Linked DNA regions of Mus musculus: region 2 is linked to region 1. A link is a loop called in an ENCODE intact Hi-C map of the cell type or tissue named here. Cell type or tissue: heart. All regions are shown on one strand.

Region 1 (5,000 bases):
ATATAATCCAGACATCTTGGTTCCCTTCCCTCTCTCTTCCCATGGCTACTTCCATGGCCCCAGTCCTTGGGAATTACCCAAGAGCAACTTTCCAATAAACCTTCATTTAATCTAATTTAGCTTGAGTTGGTTCATTTTACCAGCAGAGAAATAATTTATCCCAAGTGCCAAAACCTGGGAGCCCAGCCTCTGGGCGGGAAAGTTCAGGGTTGGGGGCAGGGTATGCCAGGTAGCGACTGGGAGATGCTGGGAGAACCTGGAGCCCAGGTCTATGTTGTCCATGTGCTGCCTGCCTCGCTGTTCCTCAGTAAGGATGGCATCTAAGGAGGATGGTACACTTTAGTAAGAGAGAACACTAATGTGCTCAGGGGAAATCAGACAAAAAGCCCCAGGGTCTAGCAGCTCCAATATCAATATCAACAGGTTCTAACACCTCTTGGAATCTTCGAGGAAGGATTCGTGGAGCAGGGGAGACCTGGACTAGAACCTGTGAACAGACACTTAGCCAAGCAGGGGCATTGCATGCATTTGGGAAATTCTACTTTCTACTTAGAGCTTACTGCTGGAAGGGAAAGCATATTAAAGAGTGAGTGGTCCTGCAACCCCAAAGTGCTGGAACCTCATTCTGAGCCCCAGAGATGGGGACAGTTGTGACACACCTTTCACGGTTCCTCTGGCAGGAGGAAGCCACATGGTGTCGTACCTCAGGCCTCTAGGACTTTTGCTCATTCTGCTTTGATAAAGAGATTTGAGAAAGATATTTGGCTTGCTTGCCTCAGTCCATATTCTTCCCTCTGAGGAGAAAATTCTGTCAGAGAGTAAGTAAGCCCACAGCCTCCTGGGTTCTGGGGAGGCCTGCCCTGACCGAGTGGAGCCCATGCCTGTGTCCTGTTTCCAGGCTCGGGTTGCAGATTCCTTTTACACTCACCACAAAGCCATATCCTTCAACTCCCCCCACCCCCCTTGAAAAAGGCTGATATTTTATCTTCCACAAGCCACTCCTTTGTTTTTCAATCTGCCCAGAGTCTGGGTGGGGAAACACAGTATGATTTACGATTTACGAGGTCTCTTAGAGATTAAGAGACCAACCAAAACCAGAGTCCCCGGGAGAAGAGGGTCCTGCACTGTGGAGTCCTCTGCTGCGATGCATAGTCTAGTCCTCTGCTCACACTCCCTTTATTTTGGTGTTGGCTTCCCAGTTCCTCATATGTGAAGTTCATTAAAGGCAGGGGACCTACAGGCTTGGCCCACGATGGTGACAATGCATACATTAGGATAACAAACCTCTTCAAAGCTGAGGCATGTTTTAACCCCTCCTGTTGTCATTTGGGTTGTCCTTTTAAGAAACAACAAGCTTGTCAACTTTCTCCAGCCACCTTGCTTTCCTTTATGTTAGTTTTAATGTTTACTGTGTTTTGGGAAACAAGTAGAATTTTATACTTTTTATACTTTAAGGCTACAAAGGAGATTCACTAAAAAGGTAGCGAGTTACAAGGTGGTTTAATATTTAAGACATTATTCAACTAGATGATCTTGCTTAATAATTTGCTATCTATCCAATGTCAGTAAGTCTGAGGGTTGGGCTGATGCTACTCTTCAATAAAACTTGGGAATCTAAAGTGGAGGCGTGGCCCAGACGCATTAGGAATGCCTCTCCACTTAACCACCCTTGGGTACTCTGGAATGACCTGACCTCATGAGTAACATTTCTTGTTTTCAATACAAGAATTCACTTTCAACATCAGAAAGGCCATTTCACTAAGTCCTTTTTAAAATTAACTTTCTGCTTAAATCTCATATTCATTTTTAAAAGTTCATTTGTTGTCTTGCTTGAGGGATTTTTTTTTTCCTCAGCTGACAACTGCCCAGCAACAGTAGCCCATGTTTGCAGTCACTATTTTGGGCTACATCACGTGTCACTTACATAACCTTGTTTAACTGCTATTGAACTGGTTCAAACAACCTGGGAAAGAGATTAAGGCAGTCCCGGTCCCAGCAAATCCCCGCATTGCAGACTCTGGTGTGCGATTTCCCATCCCCCATGCCGGCTCAGACTGCGGTGAGATGGGGTGCGGCAAGAACTGGTTAGTCATTCCTAGAGCCAACTAAAACACAGGATAATTAACTTCCTCTGCTCAGTTAAAACCAGTCTGGCCTGCCCACGATAAGCCAATGGACAATGATCCCCTGCTGCCGCTGAGTTTTGAGAGTGAGCTCGGATTAACGCGCTTTAAAATGCCTGGAGAAAGACTCCAGCATAGGTTGTCTCTGCCACCTTGACAGAGGATCTTAAAGTTAGGGTTCAGGAGCCTAACTTTAAGTTGGAAGTCAGATTGGATTTCTGGTTCAGGAGTTTGTTATGAAGAAGAGTAAGCATAAACACTCTTCTTAGAGTGAAAGGTGTTAGTTTTTCACTAAAAATACATGCACTTGTATATATATGTGTGTGTGTTTGCTAACTATGCTGACTTATATTTTAAACATCTTTTCAGAAAAGATAATAAAAGTAAATATATGGAGAAATCAAAATGCTGGAAGATTTTAAACTAAAGAAACACTTGTCATGACAAAGAGTAGATGAAGTGAATTCGCAACAAGGAGATGATGATGATAATGATATATGTATAGTATAATTTTCCCAAGAATGTATTACATCCTATTCACATCCCATACTAGGACTTTCACCCTTTTGGGCTTCACTATACAACAACATCTGTTGTAGAGACAAACTATTAAGTTATTCAGGGCACTGGGCAGAAAACTAACATTTGTTAAATTCTCATTATGTGGTAGCTGATTTACAAATTATATAATTTAGTCCTTATTGCTGTAAGGGAGCCTATGAGATCAGAGCAATTGTCTCTATTTTGCCAAGTCAGACGCAACCATGCAGCCGGGTTATATGGAATTCCTGCTCGGAGCTATGTTACATAGAGTATAGATTCTTCTTTGGATCCATTTATATTAGAAATATTCTCAAGGGGCTGGAGAGATGGCTCAGCACTGACTGATCTTCCAGAGGTCCTGAGTTCAAACCCCAGCAATCACATGGTGGCTCACAACCATCTGTAATGGGATCTGATGCCCTCTTCTGGAATGTCTGATATAAAATAATAAATCTTAACCAAAAAAAAATCCTCAAGATACTTAGGCCTGAAGGACAAAATGGCACTAAAACAGAATCTGTCGTGAAAGGTGTGTTTAGGATGCCTACACAAAAGCATCATTAAGCAGGGTGATGCTGAGAACTCAGGTATACTGCAGCTCTAGTGGTACAATACAAAGGCCGCTAAACTTACACACTGCCGAGCATACCAGGTTCTGCCTGATCTGTAAGAACTTCAGTATCCCGGACTTTGAAGGACACAGGAGCACACCCCTTTGTGCTAGCTTCTCCACAGTTGGCTTTTTGACCAGTCAGCTAACTCACGATGGTCTTGAAAGCAGAAAGGAGGGCATAGTGAGAAAAGGGCCCTTATTCAGCCACCTTAGCCTTCAGACAACCTTTGAAAGCTTTTCCTTGTTTGTTTTGCAATCTTCATTTACCTCCTTGGGAATCACCAATGAGCCAATCACAGATGAGGGGTTGATATTGGTAACAGAAAGACAACTATCTTATAGATATCCACCAGCACTCTAAATATTTCAGCAAAACAAAACAAACAACCAAACCAAAAAAAAAAAAAAAAAAAAAAAAACCCCGACAAAAGTAAACCAAACCAAACCAAAAACCCTGTGAAACCAATTGCCATGAAGTCCTTTGCATGTACACACTAAATTGACTAGTTTGGAGTATATAAAGTCTGAAATTTAAGAGGCTACATGATGGAAAATGTCTCCCTATTTTTGCCCTAACCTCCTGGATCTACATCATAGCAATAACTATTATCAATTTCATTGTATCCTACTAAGACCCCTTTTAAAAGGACATATGCTTGTAAAACCACAATAAGTATGCTTAGGTTGTGAAATGAGGCATTACGAATTTAGTATGTCTTCTTGTTCTTCTACTAATCCAACAAACCATTGCTGGCTGCCTATCACATGACAGTTCCTATGACCAGTTCTTGGTGGAGAGGTGTGGAGGAGGGGAAACCTTGCCTGTGGGGCATCGGGAGGCAGGGCAGGATGGTGGCTGCTAAACAGATTATACCCTGGGCAAGAACAGCACTGCACTAAATGGTATGGGGACATAGGCAGGAAGGAGCTATCTTTGCCACAGACGTCAGGAAGGGCCACAGAAAGAAAAGAACATTAGATTTGTACCTTGAAGGATGTTTTCTGGGTATAAAGGGAAGCAGGAGTTTGCTAACAAGAGACACAATTTATTTTAAACCAAGTCATCATGAAGTTTGGGATGGGGAAGCTGAGAATCACAGAAATTAAGAGATACATGTAAGGCCATGAGGACACACTGTGCTATGGGGTCTGGAGGGGAGCAATTGCCACACAGAAACTACCGAGATCTACTTCTTGGGTTACAAGTTCATTTTGACAATTGATTACCACATTGTCTGGGGCAGTATTAAAGAGTCTAGTTCAATTCATCAAAAGTAATTCACAATTAACTGATCTGTGTTACCTTGAGTCTACAGCAGTGGCTTTTAACCTTCCTAACCATGTGACTCTTTAAGACAGTTCCTCATGTTGTGGTGACCCTGAACCATAAAGTTATTTTTGCTGCTACTTCATAATTGTAATTTTGCCACTATTATGAATCATAATTTAAATATCTGTGTTTTCCTGTGGTCTTAGGTGACCCCAAAGGGGTCATGACCCACAGGCTGAGAACCACTGCTCTAAATCCATCTTCCTGTATCTTACTTGTCTTGATATCCACTTATCATTCAAGAGATGAAGCTGTCTTGTACCATTTCCTTCTGGTCCTCTATGAAAATGTTCCTCCTTTTTCCAAGTTTATCACTGCATAGGGTTGACGTCAGTCTTGGTCCCACTGTCTCATGAAGCAGATGCTTTGGCTGCTGGGGCTAAGACTGCCT
Region 2 (5,000 bases), 90 kb after region 1:
ACTCTGCTCTGGGTAAACAGCTTCTGCACTGTGCTCCACAGTAGGCTCAGAGCAATGGAATCAAGCGATTGCAGATCAAAAGTCCAGAAACTGTAAGCTAAACAAACCACTCCTCCCATAAACTGCTTCACTGCAGGTATTTTTGAATAATTTAAAAAAAGGTGACTAATGCAGCAATCATGACAGTAATCAGACACAGGATGACCTTGAGAAGGTCACTTGGGGTCTTTCCTCCTCCTTACACCAATGACAGAAATGAGCTTTTATTCAATAGCATCTATAATCTTAAAGATTGTTTTAAAGGAAGAAAGGAATTAGTTCCCAATGCCAATTCCCTTACTATGCTCTGGTATGAGTTAAGATGGCCCCAGATTTCTGGGAATTGACCCCCAAAGCAACCTTTGCCACTGTTCCCCAAGATCAATATTCTAGATCGGAAAAGCCAGAAAAAAATATCTTCTCCTGTCCCATTATATTTAGCCATAGAAAAGAATGCCATCGAATCGGCATTTTTACTTCTTTTCTCTCCTCAGTCAGAGACACTCTATCTTTCATGATCACAGAATCACAGAAGTGAAATGACTCCATTTGGAAGGAAAATGGTTGCTTTTACGGATTTGCCATCTTCATGATTCTGACCAAGCAGGGCTGCACACAGACAGTCGTCACAGGGAGACACCTGAGAAAGCTCCCTCCTATACCAGACAGAAGGGTACACTAGCTGCTAAACTCATTTTACCATAGAAACCACTGGGTAGGTGAATGATGCTGAGGTAGGTGTCCCCTACTAAAATACTCTAAGCCTTCAAGGCGTGTCCAGTATTTCAACACTGTGACACAATGTTCTATGGAGTTCACGCTCCAGAGCCACAAAATCAGGTTAGAAAAACAAATCACAACATCTCAACATTTTAAATGAGTGTGTGATTTTGTGTTTTTCCATATTTATAGCTAACATGGCTTTCTTGTAAGCTATGAACTGTAGGTTAGACATGCTTATAAGATGTAACTTTACAATACTGCAAATTTGTGTTTAAAATACCACATATGAGATATTTCATTGAAAGTGAAATGCAATGGCCACTTCTGAGCATAGTAATCCCAGCATATAGTAATAAAGACTTTTTAATTCTGTTTTCCTGGAGACACGCCTTCCCTGTGTAGCCTTGGCTTTCCTGGATCTCACTCTATAGACCAGGCTAAACTGGAACTCAGAGACCCACCTGCTTCTGCCTCCCACTGTGGGATTAAAGGGCTGGGACTTTTGAAATTGTTTTACAATGTAGCCAAACAGTAGGCAATACCCCCTCTGTGTATTTAGACAAGCAACCCCACAAGCTATCCACTAGCCATACACAAATAGTAAGATCTAGACCTCAGTCACCGAGTTGCGTAGCCATATTCAGGTATCTGAAACATACATGTTGCTAGCAGCTTTCATGTTAAAAGACACAGAATGAACATGTGGATTGACGGAGAGTGCTACTAGACAGTGCTATGAGACAATCATAATAAAATATTTTGAAAATTAATGAATCAAGGAATGTTTGCCTTAGCTTATGATCAAAAGCCCACTAAAGCATGTATTTCCACATAAACCTTGAATAAGATTCATTCTTCACCACAGCCTTCCACTGCCTCTTGTCTGTAGCCTCTATGGTCTTTAATCACTTCATTTCTTCACGTAAAACAAGCAAGAGAGAGAATCCATACAAGTTTGCAAAGTGTCTACATTTTGTAATTTAAAATGTCATAAAATATAGAAGTAATGTAGACTAATCCATAGCATCCAAGCAGACCACAGAACTCTTGAAATTATATCTACACATTTTAAAGCCACACACTACACATGGCTAAGATGAAAACGGTGGGCAACATTGGGGGTTGGCGAGGAGATGATGGAAGAGGAAGTCATAGTTGGTGAGACAGCAGCTGTTTCTTCTAACATTCCACATACATGCGCACCAGAATCCAACGACATTCAGTCCCAAAGGTATCAATGATACGGTGTGGATAGAAGGACTTGTAGTAGAAATTCACTCAAGGAAGCAGCTTATCAACAAGGAATGATAAATAGCCTCAGGTTTAGACAATGGGTATTATGTCATAAAAACTTAGGTATAACAAAATCAAATATTTAAAACACAATGTTAAGTGTAAGAACATAACACTGTATGGTTTTATTCACCTGAAGTTCTAGGGTGCTCCAACTACATATGTAACTCACAAAGCTAAACAAACCTTACAGGGATGGGATAAGGGACTTTATTGAGTTGATTGGAGGGTGTTGGCTTTAACCAAATAAAGGAAAGACATACATTAAGAACAAATTAACTGCTATTTAGTTCCATTTTATTTAAAAGGCACAGCTAACTTTAAAATTATTAAAGGGAAATTACTCTGTAGTTTGACAATATGATCGAATGATTGATGTGCCATCAGAGTGCTCTCTGCAGGGAGCACCTCATTTTGAGTCTGTCTGTGGTCCTTCAATGTCAGTGCCTGGATGCCCAGAGTCCTAAGTGCACAGTCTACTTAGCAGCCAGCAGAGGGGCACAAACACTTGTGCATCCACTGTCTTCCATAACACAAAGCTTTCCTCTGTCTGCTTCACTGCTAATGAGCACACAATATATAGCTTGCTTTCTCTAATATTTTCCATACCCTGTACTTCTTTTTTTATTTTTATTATTTATTTTTTACCCTGTACTTCTTGAGTGGTTGATGAATTGATAATAAAAATTGTCCTAATCTGCAAACTAATGGAAATATCAGCAAAGTACTTTAGCTTTTCCAGGATGCCAGAAAGCTCCACTGAAAAGGGTAAGGAAGAGGTTAGCCATGGTCCATTTTAGTTATGCACATTTTAGCTTCATGTTTTTTCTATTTTTTATTTACTTATCTATGTGTTAGTGTGTATGGATGTGAGTGAGTGTGTGTGTGTGTGTATGAATGTGTGTGGGAGTTCCTACGGACCTATGCGAACATGTGGGGTCCAGAGGGACACCCTGGGTGCCAGTCAGCTCAATTTTTGGGGACCTGAATTGGGAGCTCATTATTCTTGCTAGCTACCGACAGGTTCCAGAATCTGCCTGTCTCTAGCTCTCCAACGCTGAGGTCACAATTGTATGCCGCTGCACACAGGTTGGGGGCTTGAACTTGGGTCTTCAGGCTTGCATGGGAAGAATTTTACCAAATGAGCTCTTTTGCTTGAGACCATCTATCTCTTAGATCTAAGAAGAAATTGAAATGTCTCTCCTCCATTGCCTTCTGTGTAGAGAGAGCAGTCTTTAAAGCCAGGGACAAAATGAAGGCACACCAGTACAAGAAGCCTTTTAGAGGCAGAGGACGGGAATTTCCCATCAGGTTATGATGCTCAGGTATGCTCCATTTTCTGGTCCCGTCCACATGGGATACACAGTACCATATTTGAGGACTGAACACAGTCCTCAACTGTGTTTTGAACATCCAAAATTTAAAAATTGCAGTTTTGGGTAAACCTTTAAAACAGTTTTCTGCAGTTCACATGAAGTTCCTGTTTTTCTGGGCAAGATGGCGCAAGGTTTTGTTCCAATGATCCAGGATGTGGGCACAGGAAGATCATGAGATGAGGCTAGTATGGGCTGTTCCTGGAGAGGACACTTCCCTGACTGAGCAGAACTAAAGAAGGGTGAAGGTTTTGTGAGAAGTTTTGGAACTTAGAAATGGAAAAGCCTTCCTCTTGGTCACACAGGTGAGCATCTCCAAGGAGCACGAGCTCTCATCGTGGCAGTGTGTCCGGCTCCAGCTGTTTCTACTGCATACAGCACTCAGCTGCTCTCCCAGTTCTTAGGAAGAGGCTCCTGGGAGCAAGGGCACCATAGGAAGGACTCTGCAGCTAGACTTGAGAAAGACAAAAGTTGATTCTACTTTAAAAATGAAACAGTGCATGATCACTGTCTGGCCAGCAATGCCTGATACTGAGCTGTTTCGTGTTTGTCTGCAGAAAACTTTATAGTTCATGGATTTGTTTCCATGAATGGATTTTCCCCTTTCACACCGAATGGTGTTCTATGCAACCTTACCCACATTTTCAACAAAGCTATTAGAATAGATCAAATCGTTATCCAGCAAAGAAACAAGAAGTAACATCCTATTTGAGGTTCAACATACTTTCTGCTTACACAATACTATGCATGCCTTAGCTCTTTTAAGCACCCTTGGATTCAGATGTCTTGTTATATATTCCTTTATGGAGCTGACCCCAAGCTTTCTACATACCGAGGATGATCCTGTCTCTGCCTGCTGGGTGCTGGCATTATAGGCACGTGCTTCCATGGCTGGCTTATAAAGAGCTGGGGAGAGAGCCCCAGGCTTGTCTGCGCTAAGCAAATCCTCTCTCCATTGAGCAGCTCCATATGGATTTCATCTTTGCCAGGTGAGTGGTTTTCTTAAGCATGTAAGGCCAACTATTGTTCCTGTATCTGAGTATGTCTGCTAAGTCCTTTCTTCCAACTTTGTCTAAAGATCAAAAGACTGAAAATATAAACTAGATGTTTTTTTTTTCTGGCTTAGTAAATCGTAACTTCATCTTTATAACATGATTCTGAGATATGATGGATACAAAGCATTGAAGTTTCTGTGCAAATGCAATACGAATTATTTTCAACCTCTCAGTTGTGGATGAGGAAGGAGAACATTAAATATATTAATTAAGGAAACAGATTCATAAGGATAATATTAATGTGCCAGTGAGTTATAATAAATGATTTTCAAATGAGTCCTCTGGAGTTAATGTAAAATGTTATCACATAAATATATATACAGCATTAAAAATGGATTATAGAACTATAACTTATGGGACAAACAAGAAAAAAGAGAAAAAGTAGAAAGGATAGCCCATAGGTAAGAAATAATAGTTATTTTTAACTAAGTAACTTCTTTTAATCCATTAATGGGTTAAATATGAGAGCTTAAGTAACAGCACTCTTCCTTAGTTTGCATCCCAGCATATTAACTTT

Evidence for each region. Peaks named below come from ENCODE experiments on the same cell type or tissue, not always from the same donor. Only the 100,000 strongest peaks of a DNase experiment are listed, where the experiment ranks them.
Region 2: a loop joins it to region 1, with 2.3 times the contacts of the local background. A loop is called at or near these places in 5 of 42 quality-filtered maps.

What each region holds. Positions count from the first base shown.
Region 1 is chr8:77,130,089-77,135,088 of GRCm38, reverse strand. All of the region lies in intron 3 of Nr3c2 (nuclear receptor subfamily 3, group C, member 2), which reads right to left. Among named protein-coding and RNA genes, the nearest start is that of Gm24838, 14 kb to the left of the region's middle. In heart, no CTCF peak of the experiment used is centred here; a DNase peak (open chromatin) is centred at 2,028; H3K4me3 peaks cover 302 bases; H3K27ac peaks cover 844 bases.
Region 2 is chr8:77,040,007-77,045,006 of GRCm38, reverse strand. All of the region lies in intron 2 of Nr3c2 (nuclear receptor subfamily 3, group C, member 2), which reads right to left. Among named protein-coding and RNA genes, the nearest start is that of Gm24838, 100 kb to the left of the region's middle. In heart, a CTCF peak has its summit at 2,536; no DNase peak of the experiment used is centred here.